Regions from separate parts of the Homo sapiens genome. Here region 1 is linked to region 2. A link is a contact called in ENCODE Hi-C or POLR2A ChIA-PET data. All regions are on one chromosome and are shown on one strand. The core of a region is the stretch at or near the end of the contact, and the rest is flanking DNA. Distances in the headings are between cores, read along the strand shown. Region 1 overlaps MTMR12 (myotubularin related protein 12). Region 2 overlaps PDZD2 (PDZ domain containing 2).

Region 1 (5,801 bases), core at 1,945-4,444, 500 kb after region 2:
AGAGCAGCCTATAAAGTAAAACCTACACAGCTAACTCTGATATCAAAAAGTCTGATCAACATCTAGCATATAATGGTGTCGTGTGAAGTATTAAAAAGAACAGGTTCCAAGTTCAGGTCCAAACTCCTCTAGCTAAGTGACCTTATATAAACCACTTTACATCTCAATTTTAGCATCTATAAAACAGATTTAAACAAGATGATATATGTGAAAAAATTTTTAAAAATTATAAATGGTCATAAAAATATTATTATCATTATCACCTATACTCTCAAAGGTTGCCAACACCCCAGGGAAAAACAGATACTTACCTCCATAAATCTGATCAACACAGTGGAGTGTAATGTCATTTTCTCCTATAACCTTATTCTTAAATTGAGTTTCCTAGAAGATTCAAAAGGAAACAACTGTGACTCCTCTGCATACTGTTAGACATTTATAGGCAGAGTAAATCACCATTCTCTACTTGGATATTAAGAAAAATGGGGGGCCGGGTGCAGTGGCTCACACCTGTAATCCCAGCACTTTGGGAGGCCGACGCGGGCGGATCACGAGGTCAGGAGATCGAGACCATCTTGCCTAACACGGTGAAACCCCATCTCTACTAAAAATACAAAAAATTAGCCAGGCTTGGTGGTGGGCGCCTGTAGTCCCAGCTACTCGGGAGGCTGAGGCAGGAGAATGGCGTGAAACCAGGAGGTGGAGCTTGCAGCCAGCCGAGATCGCACCACTGCACTTCAGCCTGGGTGACAGAACGAGACTCTGTCTCAAAAATAAATAAATAAATAAATAAAAATAAATGGGGAAATGCAGCGACATTCCTAAAAAAGGGACGATGAAGTATGTGAGAAAAGCTCCTGAGATTCATTCTGAGACAGGGTTTAGTTCTGTCACTCAGGCTAGGCTGGAGTGCAGTGGGGCAATCTTGGCTCACTGCAACCTCCACCTCTCAGGCTCAAGCTAACTTTGCACCTCAGCCTCCTGAGTAGCTGGGACTACAGGCACACTCCACCACTCCTAGCTAATTTTTGTGTTTTTTTAGAGACATGATTTCCACATGTTGCCCAGGCTGGTTTTGAACTCCTGAGCTCAAGCAATCCACCTGCCTCAGCCTCCCAAAGTGCTGAGATTACAGGTAAGAGCCACCGCGCGTGGTCCAGAACATGCCATTTCTGGGCCCCTCCTAGGCAAACCCACCATGCCACACACAATCACTTTGAGAAGTGTGGGGAAGTTATGTACAGGTTAACATTTCTCCACACAAATGTGAACAGGGGATTGACAGAGCTACCTGAAGTCAGCTTCAGGAAGAACAAGAGATTCAAGTTTCTGGTGAATGCTCTCTTTGTACAGGACTATGAACCAAGCCCAAGGCCAGATGGAAGAGGCAGTACTGGTGCTGCTGTTTAAAAAACAAGGGTGATCTGGGACAGTTGGCACATTGGGGCCAGGATGTGCCTTGGTTGGGTTTCCACTAACATATGGTGCTCTCCTAGTGGTATGGGCAGTTCTCTCCTTACCTGATTGCTCATTCTTCATGAATAGGAACAAATTTCACAAGGCTACTGCTACTAGGTTCAGATTAAACATAAGGTGAGCCGGGTGAGGCGGCTCATGTCTGTAATCCCAGCACTTTGAGAGGCCAAAGCGGGTGGATTTCTTGAGCTCAGAACTTCGAGACCAGCATGGGCAACATGGCAAAACCCTGCCTCTACCAAAAATAACAAAATTAGCCAGGCGTGAATGTCACACGCCTATGGTCCTAGCTACTCAGGAGGCTGAGGTGGGAGGATTACTGGAGCCACGACTACGCCACAGCACTCCAACCTGAATGACAGAGTGAGACTCTGTCTCAAAAACAATTAAAAATAAAAAACAAAACAAAAACAGAGTGAACCCAAATTCAAAGGCTGCATTCACCATCGGTTTCATTACTGAACTCAGTTCCTGGGTTTAAGGAAGAGCTTAGTATAGAGAAAACGTGGGGAACTAGTATATTTGGAAGATGTTATTCCAGTGAGTGATATATATTGCACTGAAATACAGAAGAAAATTGAAAGTTGACACATGAGGTCAAAAGTAAGCCAGTATGACATGAGGCACGGGTGAGAAATTTCTTAACGGTCCTGCCACGGAAAGGAGACCCTGAACGACAGAGAGCAGGCCAGTGATGAGAAGGACTCCGTCCTTTGTGTGTATTTATGTGGGATGGTGGGGAGGGTGGGGATGATGGGAAGTGGAGTAACTGAGTAGCTGGGGGAAAAAAGACAACAGAGCTATTTTACAACTGTGCTATTCCCCCCAAACTTCACCAAATGCAGTTCATACATTCAGGATTTCTGTCCTTTGTGTTTATGTGTGTTAGGGGGTAGAGTAACTGAGAAGCTGGGAAAAAAAGACAACGGAACCACAACCACACTGTTGCCCACAAACTCTGCCAAATGCAGCCCATACATACATCATTATCCAATGCAGATTCATCATCACCCAAGAAGGCAATCTTGAAGTCTGTGCAGACAAGCCTCCCATAGACCCCATGCTGACAGGAATCTTCCTGGACATACTTCAGTACTGTGCTGGCTTCACAAAGCAGCTGTTCACCTGGTAGAAACCAAAACAGGTCCTCCTTAGAGTTCTCAGGGAACATACGATATGCAAACACTAAAGGCTTTCCAGCCCTATTTACATAAGGACAAACATACAATACAACACAGGGCTTTAGAACTTTACACTTTTCAGCATGGCAGGAGCTGCAAAAACATAAGAGAGAAGATGCGGCAGAGTGGAAACCACCAAGAAGTGAAATTGAAATGGCTCAGATACACCTCTGTGCAGGACATTTCTCTATCTTCTCACTGGGAATAATGGAAATTTCCAAATAGGTACTAATGATCTGAGCTGCACTTTCACGCAGAAATCTTAGTGTTTTCATTACTTTGACCCAAGCAGATGTTCCATAGAAGCAATACCCTAAGTGAACACAGATGGGCTTGCCCCAGTCTGCCCTAAAAAAACGCAGATCCCAAGCCCACTTTCCTGTGAGAGGGGGCAGCTTCTAATACTGGAAGTGCTGAGAGAGAGTGACAGTGCCTCCCTGGCCATGGGACTTCCAGGCAGCTTCCATAGATCCAGGAGGTGTTGCCGCCTTCCACAGCATGACCACCCTCGTTCTGGCTCCACGCTGGGAAAACAGAGGTCAGAGGTTTGTGGGGAAAAAACGTGTTTCCTCTCTTTCTTAGTTAAGCGTATTTCCTTTCAATGCGTCACCTCTCCTCCTCCATCTGCAGCACCCAGCCGACGTGAGAAGCTGCAGCCCCTGGAGACAGAAAGTATCCCTCCTTGCAGTCAAAAAGATGAGGATTAGGGAATAGGTCAGTATTCTCTGCCATCTGGAAGCAGAGGAGCTCACGGGGGCAGGCAAAAGAGAAGACTATGGGGGAAATGAAAAACTAAGTATAAATGTTTTGCAACAACAACAAAAAAAACCCAAAGGATTTTTCTTCTCATGCAACAGATAACCATCTTCTCCTTGGAATCTCCCACTTGATAGCTCCTTCAAGGTCTTTAAATTTACTTTTTGGCTCAAAATTTATTTAGTCTACCTTCAATATGAAAACGAACAGTTTCAGACACTCAGAAGGGACAAATATTATGGTGCTGTTCTCTCATCTTTCAAGGGGTTAATTACCTCTGGCTGAAACACTAAGGAAATACCGGAAGATGGCTCAGTCACTAGGTCAGCCTCTCAAGAGATCACAGTTTGAAGGAAATAATGAAGACAGGGCCTCATTAGGGTTTAAAATAGTCCCAGAAAAAGTGTCTCTGCCAAGTCCATGGGGGAAGACATGTAAGCAAGGCTTCCTGTGCTTTCACCTCCCAATACTTTTAATGGTGAAATACTTTTAATGGTGAGGCTCTCCCCAAGACCAGGCCAGCCCCGTCCCATGCTCATGTACTAGCGACCAGAAATTAGCATGCACTAGCTAATACAACATTCCTGGTGAGGCCCTCTGCAAACATGGCATGTTGTGCCATAATCAGCTGGTTTATACCAGATCACAGAGTCTAGAAGCACAAGAGTTGGGAGCTAGAAATGATCTTTGTCTAGTTTGTGAAACTAGGCTCAGAGAAGTTAACTGTGAACTCACCGCTGCACACCCACACCTAGATGAGACTGTGAAGTAATTCAGGAGGGGGGAGAATATGCATAATGCTAAGCTAAAAATAAAATTTCTGAATCTATAACACCAAGAAGAGAAAAACAAGAGGAGATAAGGTTTAAGTCATCACTATAGAAAAAAAGCCTTTGACATTTAAAAACATCAAAAAAAGTTATAGAATTCTTTTACCAAATAACGTGGATCAGTCAGAAACTTGCACAGATTTATATCCCCTCAATAAACTGGAATAAAATAAAAAGCAACAGAATAAAGCCTGTATTGTTTTGGGGAAATGTACCTTAAAGAACTTATTTTAAAAAAGCTATTTTGAATTAAGAAAAAGAAAGTAGAAAAAGAATTAAATACATGGATCACAGAATATCCCATATATGGAGAGGATACACCACCAAGTAGTTACTACTCCTGAACATGGAAATGACTAAAACTTAACTTAAGCTAAAGTCACTGTCCTCTACCTCAAAAATATTTAACCAATCCAGGCTCCTTCGCAATGACTGCAGGGCGAAGTGCTGGCAGCCCCAAGGCTGGTAAACCCCAGCATCCCCAGTACACGTGCTCACATGCACAAGTGGGTATGGACTGAGAGGTAAAGCCACCCACCAATGGTTGCCTTGGGAGGCCATAGCAGTTGAATTGTTTTCCTCAATTCCCTACAGATTGGGGATCAGCATACTGGAAGAGGCCATTAGAATGGCCTGAAAAAGTCCTCATTTGCTTGTGAAAGCAGTGAGAACATTCCAGGTTTATTTTCATCAGTTTGGGGGAAGAGGAAACAAGAAAAATTCTTTGCAGATGTTGTAATACTCAGACCCAGGTGTGTAGTTATTGAACTACAAACCTTGATATGTTTTTTCAATTCATTACTGTTATATGTGAGAAGATGAAAACAAAGGAGTTTAAATATAGCAAGGCTAGGGATGATGTAATTTATCATTGGCTTTGCCTTGCATAGGAGTTACTATGCTAACATGACAGTTACCTGGCAACAAGTGAAGAGTTACTTCCTTCTCTGTTACTTCCTTTTCGTTTGTGTGAATTTCCTAAAAGAGAAGAGCAAAGGATATTTTTCTTTGTTTAAGGGTTTAAAATGAATAACATTAAGCCATGCTTTCAGAATACACACTAAAATATCACATACCCTCAGGAGCTTTTCGTTTATGTTACAAGCTACTTTTTTTTTTTTTTTTTTTTTTTTTTTTTTTGAGATGGAGTCTCACTCTGTTGCCAGGCTGGAGTGCAGTGGCACGATCTCAGCTCACTGCAACCTCTGCCTCCCAGGTTCAAGTGATTCTCCTGTCTCAGCCTCCCAAGTAGCTGGGACTACAGGCGTGTGCCACCACGCCCAGCTAATTGTTTGTATTTTTAGTAGAGATGGGGTTTCACCTTGTTGGTCAGGATAGTCTTGATCTCTTGACCTTGTGATCTGCCCGCGTCAGCCTCCCAAAGTGCTGGGATTACAGGCGTGAGCCACCATGCCTGGCCCAAGCTAGATACTTTTTAAAAACAGGAAGTGTTCTAACTAAAGGAAGACAGAAAACTCCAAGTTATGGATATTTAATGTATTAAACTAATTATTTAGGACTGATAACTAGTAGCTGTCCCAAGTAGAGGGGGTGAGGT
Region 2 (6,006 bases), core at 3,341-5,840:
ATGGCCTCAGCTCTAGGTCTTATCTTCTGTCTTTTTACTTTTTTTTTCCCTTCTATTTTTCATTTAAGTGCCCCTCAGGTTTTGCAGGAGTTGTAGTCTTGAAAATGTGTGTGCTTTTTTTGCTAAAGAAGCATGTATGGTTGAATCATTAGGGAAGCTTGCTATTTATGGAAAGACTACCGTGATGCAATTTATGAAGGGAAAATCCTTTGGATGTGCAAATAAGCATGATTTAATGAAACTGCCCCAGGATGAGCTTTGAGTCTAATGTATTTGCTGTTTATAAATTGGGAACCTCTGTGACAACAGATATAGTTCTGCTACTTTCTATTTGACAAAACAGGAAATCAAGAGTGATACAGGGACTGTCTGTGACTATTTTAATATTCATGTAACTATTCAGAGCTAGGGGAGATCTCAGTCTGTGTGGATGTTGCAGTATACTTTGGTATTTATCTTGTGCATGCTACCTGTCATCCCTAAGCTTATCATCAGCACCATTAGTAACACTGAGTCAGTGCCTACTATGCATGGGGCACTGGGTTTATTAAAGTCTATTACATCCTGGGCTGATGGGAGTGTTTTCGAAGTTTTCAGGGCCACCAAGATCTATGTAGATTTGCATTGTGTGTGCACTGTGTAGATTTGTGTGGTTGGGGGAGACAGAGGGTATGGAGTTAAGATGAGGTCTGGCAGGTCTGCTGTTGGATTGGCCAGGGTCCAGGAACAGGAGGTCTAACTCAAAAAGGAGGCCAGTGTAGGTACTGAAGCCCAGACCCAAATTGAAAACAATCACTTACTCATCAGCAAGAACAAGAACAGTGTGATAGACCAGAAGGACAGGAAGATTGCATGAGGCCAAGGTTAACTGCCTGGCAAGTTAAAGGACGGTTGATGCAAGAGTGATTGGGTGTGGTTAGTAAAGGACAGTTGACGCAAGAGTGATTGGATGTAGTTAGTGGGCAGGCCTGGCTCCTTCACTCACTGCCTGGGTGACTTTTCCCTTCTTAGGCCTCAATTTTTTTAACCTATTAAATGAGATAATTAGATTAGATGAGAGATTTTCAAATATACTACTTTTTAGGCACTGGAACCCTTTCTTAAACTAAGATTTTTGATATGGAATCACAATGTGTAAATCAATGAAGGTGGAGAAGCCCCATCTGGTTGGTGTGGGGGTGGGGAGAGGAGCAGGATTGGGCATGATGGATATAGTGAGTTCTAAATTTCTCTTCAAACAATCAGTATGTCAGAATGTTCAGTTCTTTGTCCTCCATTTTGAAGTTTAACTTCCTCGTAGTTTGAGTAAACAACCTTTTCCACCAGTTTTAATCAGTAGTTCACATCTGTTTCCCGGGTCACCAGCTCCATCCTAACTCATCCTGGTCACCTGCTCTGACCTAAGTCACCTTCAGTTACCTGTTCTATAACCGTCTTTCCTGCCAAACTGCTCACCCCGCCACTCTGGGTCATACCCTTGCTCTCTTTAAAATAGCCAATAGGAATTAGCTTAGACTGTGTGGTCCAACCCTAGCCAACAGGAGAACAACACAGCAGTAGGGGCTACCTGCATCAGGAATAAGAACCCCTTCCCCTCTGTTGTTCAGGTGTGCTCTCGCCATTGCCCCATCCGCGAGTTGCACCCTTCTGTGGAAGTAAAATTGCCTTCCTGAGAAAATTCTTTGAGTGCTAGTTCTCCTTTTTGGCACCAAGGAACAAGCATTTGTTTCTAACTGGCACCTCAACTCCAACCACTTGGCCCCTGTCTTACGGATCTAGGTGGTTCCTTGACCTTCCAGACGCAACATTAGAATATACTAGAATGGATAAATTTTAAATTTCTATCTTAAAAGTTTGGTCAACAAGACTTTGGAATCAGTGCTGCCTTTTTATTTTCATGGTTTCCTAGACATTTGTGCCTGGAGGGCACCTCCTGTTTTTAGAAGAATTACATCTGCACAGAATCAGGCCTTTCCATCAATCACAGACCAACCAGAAGTTTCTGCAGCTCAACTGAGTAACTGGAGCAAGGAGACCATTGATTGAAGCTGGACTATATGGTATAGACACACGTGTTGCTCACTGTCTGCTTGAGAAGGTTCCATGGAGTGTCAGAAAGCCCCTCCTGTCCCGGCTTTCTCATGTTCATGTGAGACAGAGGACTTTGGAGGCAACATGTAGTTCTTGAGAGTCACAGTCTATGGGATTAGGAAGTGAAAGCCATTGAGAAGCAACATGTCTGTAACACCAACATTCACCCGACAGTCAAAAGTCGTTGGTACAGGGAGCATGTAGGAAGTAGGAAAAAACAAGATAGAATTTTATTTACTTTCCTGCAGAGACCATAAACTGGTTCCAAAACCAAGTCAACTTGGGGCTAGTAGCCCCTTTCCTTTACTCAAAAAAGCTCCTAGACTTATTTAATCATGAGACAATGGGAGCTCAAGTTTCATTCTAACTATTCAGCAAGAAATTTGGGGTCTTATGATGTATTCAATATAGTCTAGTGAAAGGCAGACGCGGTGGCTCATGCCTGTAATCCCAGCCCTTTGGGAGGCCAAGGCTGGTGGAACACTTGAGGTCAGGAGCCCGAGACCAGCCTGGCCAACATGGCAAAACCCTGTCTCTACTAAAAATACAAAAAAAAAAAAAAAAATTAGTGAAGCATGGTGGCGCATGTCTATAGTCCCAGCTACTTGGAGGCTGAGGCAGGAGAATCGCTTGAATCCAAGAGGCAGAGGTTACAGTGAACCAAGGCCATGCCACAGCGCTGCAGCTTAGGTGACAGAGCAAGACTCTGTCTCAAAAAATATTTATTTAGATATATTGATTTATCTACCTAGAAAGAGAGAGAGACAGAGAGAGGGAGACAGTCTAGTGGAAAAAAAGCCTGAAATTCAGTATTAATACCTGGATTATTGTCCCAGCTCAGCTCCTGGCTGTGTGACTTTAGACAAGTCACTTGGGCTCTCTGGGACCGTGTTTACATATTTGTTAAATTGGGAGAGCACCCAATCATGGCAAGGATACAGTGAGATCATAGATGGAAGAGTGTTGAGAGTGATCTACCCGCTTTACAGACATCAGGAATAGCTAGCATGCAGCTGGTGAAAACCGATGTCGACACCTAGAGGAATGGTGTTCCAGCCACAGAGTCCCAGGGTGACCTGGGCAGTGACTCCTATTCTCCCCAGCTGTTCATCCCTCCTTTGTTAAATCACCAATAACAGCTTTATGCCCAGAGCAGAGGTCCAGAAGCCAGCTCACCCCAGCCCTAAGCCTGGTGTGGGCTGAGCTGGGGCTGTGTCTTCCTGGAGCCTGGCATCTGCTCACCCGTTCTTATTTCCCAGAGTTCTACTTGACCTGTGGGTAGGTGGGTAGTTCAGATTTGAGCACCACCCTACACAGAGGGTAAAAACCTGGGAGGCCAGGGCAGGAGTAGATAAAAGAAAGATGAGGAAAGGTGTGAATCAGAGCTCAGAAGGGAAAGAAACCACCCCCTTTGCCAAAAAGTTGATCATTGTGCAGAGAATACAGGTTCACTGTAGAAAAAAGAAAACAAAGAAGATAAAAACTACTTGTTAGTGGCTAGGTGTGGTGGCTCATACCTGTAATCACAGCACTTTGGGAGACTGAGGCAGGCAGATCACGTGAGGTCAGGAGTTCGAGACCAGCCTGACCAACATGGTGAAACCCTATCTCGACTAAAAATACAAAAAAAGTAGCCGGGTGTGGTGGTGCACGCCTGTAATCCCAGCTATTTGGGAGGCTGAGGTAGGAGAATCGCTTGAACCTGGGAGGCAGAGGTTGCAGTGAGCCAAGATCACACCACCTTTGCACTCCAGCCTGTGAAACAAGAGCAAAACTCCCTCTCAAAAAAAAAACAAAAACCAAAAAACTGCTTGTTAGTCTTACCACCCAGAATGAAAACAGTTAGTGTTTTAATGTTTTAGCTATTTTACTTCCTGACTTTTTACACATACACCAATGTGTATATAAATAGAACTTTAAAAATGGAAAGGGATCATACTCCTTAGTGTGCTGTTAAATGTTTAACAAATGGCTGGCAGGGAGGGGCCATCCTGATTTGTAGCATTTGCCAATTTCTGTGGTGTAAACACTCCCACCATGGCTGGTTTCAAAGTATCAACATGATGTCAACCAGCTTGCAAACTTCCTGAAATTTTAACAATCAGCTCTTGGGAAACATCGAGAGCCAACTCCAGCAGGCTGCCAACTACATTTTGTTTTCTAATTAGCCTTTCTTCCTCACGCTATAGTACAAACGTCTTCATGCCTAAACTTTTCAAAAGTTGTCTTTCTCAAATTACTTATTTGAGTCAAAATTGTTTTCCTTTGGGAATCTGGAACCGATTGTAAATACTGTCCTCTAGTTAGAATTTGCCTGTTTCTCATGTTCCATAGATCCTTGTCTGAGTGGGGAGTGGATCCACACTTTTTTATTAGGTGGCTGGAATAGAGATGTAATTGAAAAAAAAAAAAAGATTAATGTGATGCTGCAGAAGCATGTGGCGGCTTGGCAGTTCATTATCTGAGGACGGATTTGACGTAATAGAGACAATTTTCTCCTTTGCAGCTCCTTCTCCTTGGCCCAGCCAGCTCAGTTCTATACTTGTCACTCATTTCCCTTGGCCTTTCTGATGGAAATTTGTCCCTACTCCAGTCTGCCTGATGAGAGTAGGGCTGCAACTGTTTGGCCCAAGTCAAACCTCATAATCAGATCCATGTTTTCCTTGTTGAATGGGAGCTTTGGGAAATTGGAAGGGGAAGAGGGAGTGGAGAGCTGCACTCACAGAGCGTGTGTGTGTGTGTGTGTGTGTGTGTGTGTGTGTGTGTGTGTAGTCATCTCCCACTTGGCTCCAGGGTAACGTGTTGGCCTTCCAACGCTGGTGGACTGTTAGATCTGTGCTGAGAGCCTAGTAGGTGGAAAAACTTGGTGCCAAAGGTCTCCCACACTGGGCTTTTAATTGCTTTAAAAGAGGCTGAGCTTTGTGAGCTTCCGGTAACAAACCTGGCTCTCCCGGGCCCTGTGGATTTAGATGGGGAGTTTTTGACTAAGGCTTCATGAGTGTGGCCAGCATGCGTTAGGTGGACATGGGGGAGGGGCAGTCCACTGTCACAGTAAGAAGGAAAGCCTTGGCCATTCCCACTAGGTCTGAAGCTAGCCAATGGAACAGAAAGGCAAGAAGTCTGGTTTGGAGTCCTGACAAGAGTGCCAAGCTCAGATTCCTGGAGTGTAAGAGGCAAAGGACAAGGCCTGTGTGAATAAGGGGCCTTCACTGGCGGAGCCCCTAGGTCTCTGCCGTTCCCTAGGTCATCTTGGACTCCTCCTCTTCTCTATCCCCTTCCCCACTAACCTCATTCCAAGTGGTCACCAAGACCAGTTAACTGTGCCTCTGAAATTGTCCAAGATGCCAGCCCCTTCCCCCACCATCCCATTGCCACTCCCCTATCCAGGCAGTCACTGGATCCCATCTGAGCTATGAGGAACAGTCCTCCAACTGCCTCCCTGCCCTGTGGTCTCACTCAGTGCACAGACATCCTTTCGGGTCCCTACCCTACTCCCCATACATTGTGTTTTTATTTTATTTATTTATTTATTTATTTATTTATTTATTTATTTATTCATTTTTAGTAGAGACAGGTTACTTATGTTGGCCAGGCTGGTCTCGAACTCCTGACCTCGTGATCTGCCTGCTTCATCCTCCCAAAGTGCTGAGATTACAGGCATGAACCACCACGCCTGGCCTTATTTTTTATTTTATTTATTTATTTATTTATTTATTTATTTATTTATTTTGAGACGGAGTCTTGCTCTGTCGCCCAGGCTGGAGTGCAGTAGTGCAGTCTTGGCTCACTGTAACCTCCACCTCCTAGGTTCAAGCTATTCTCCTGCCTCAGCTTCCCGAGTAGCTGGGACTGCAGATGCACGCCACCCTACCCTGCTTGGTTAATTTTTTTTTTGTATTCTTGGTAGAGACAGGG

Evidence for each region. Hi-C counts contacts between places; a loop is a spot of excess contacts on that map. ChIA-PET counts read pairs that join two places held with the same protein, here RNA polymerase II (POLR2A). Pooled maps may share reads with other maps.
Region 1: a map with no recorded cell type shows a loop between it and region 2 (3-fold over the local background). The contact joins two enhancer-like sites. A Hi-C loop is called at or near these places in 2 of 37 single-sample maps with no recorded cell type and 3 of 50 pooled maps. POLR2A ChIA-PET finds 5 or more read pairs at or near these places in 1 of 52 experiments (activated T-cell).

The regions. Positions count from the first base shown.
Region 1 is chr5:32,271,522-32,277,322 of GRCh38, forward strand. MTMR12 (myotubularin related protein 12) reads right to left here. Exons shown (of 16, transcript NM_001040446.3): 2 at 5,161-5,221; 3 at 2,459-2,601; 4 at 312-384. Among named protein-coding and RNA genes, the nearest start is that of MTMR12, 39 kb to the right of the region's middle. Within about 2 kb of position 3,195, at least 7 of the 41 ENCODE cell types and tissues checked have a DNase peak (open chromatin) inside an H3K27ac peak, as active enhancers do.
Region 2 is chr5:31,770,846-31,776,851 of GRCh38, forward strand. The region is part of intron 1 of PDZD2 (PDZ domain containing 2); the gene reads left to right. Among named protein-coding and RNA genes, the nearest start is that of PDZD2, 130 kb to the left of the region's middle. RefSeq lists an enhancer at 619-668. Within about 2 kb of position 4,591, at least 4 of the 41 ENCODE cell types and tissues checked have a DNase peak (open chromatin) inside an H3K27ac peak, as active enhancers do.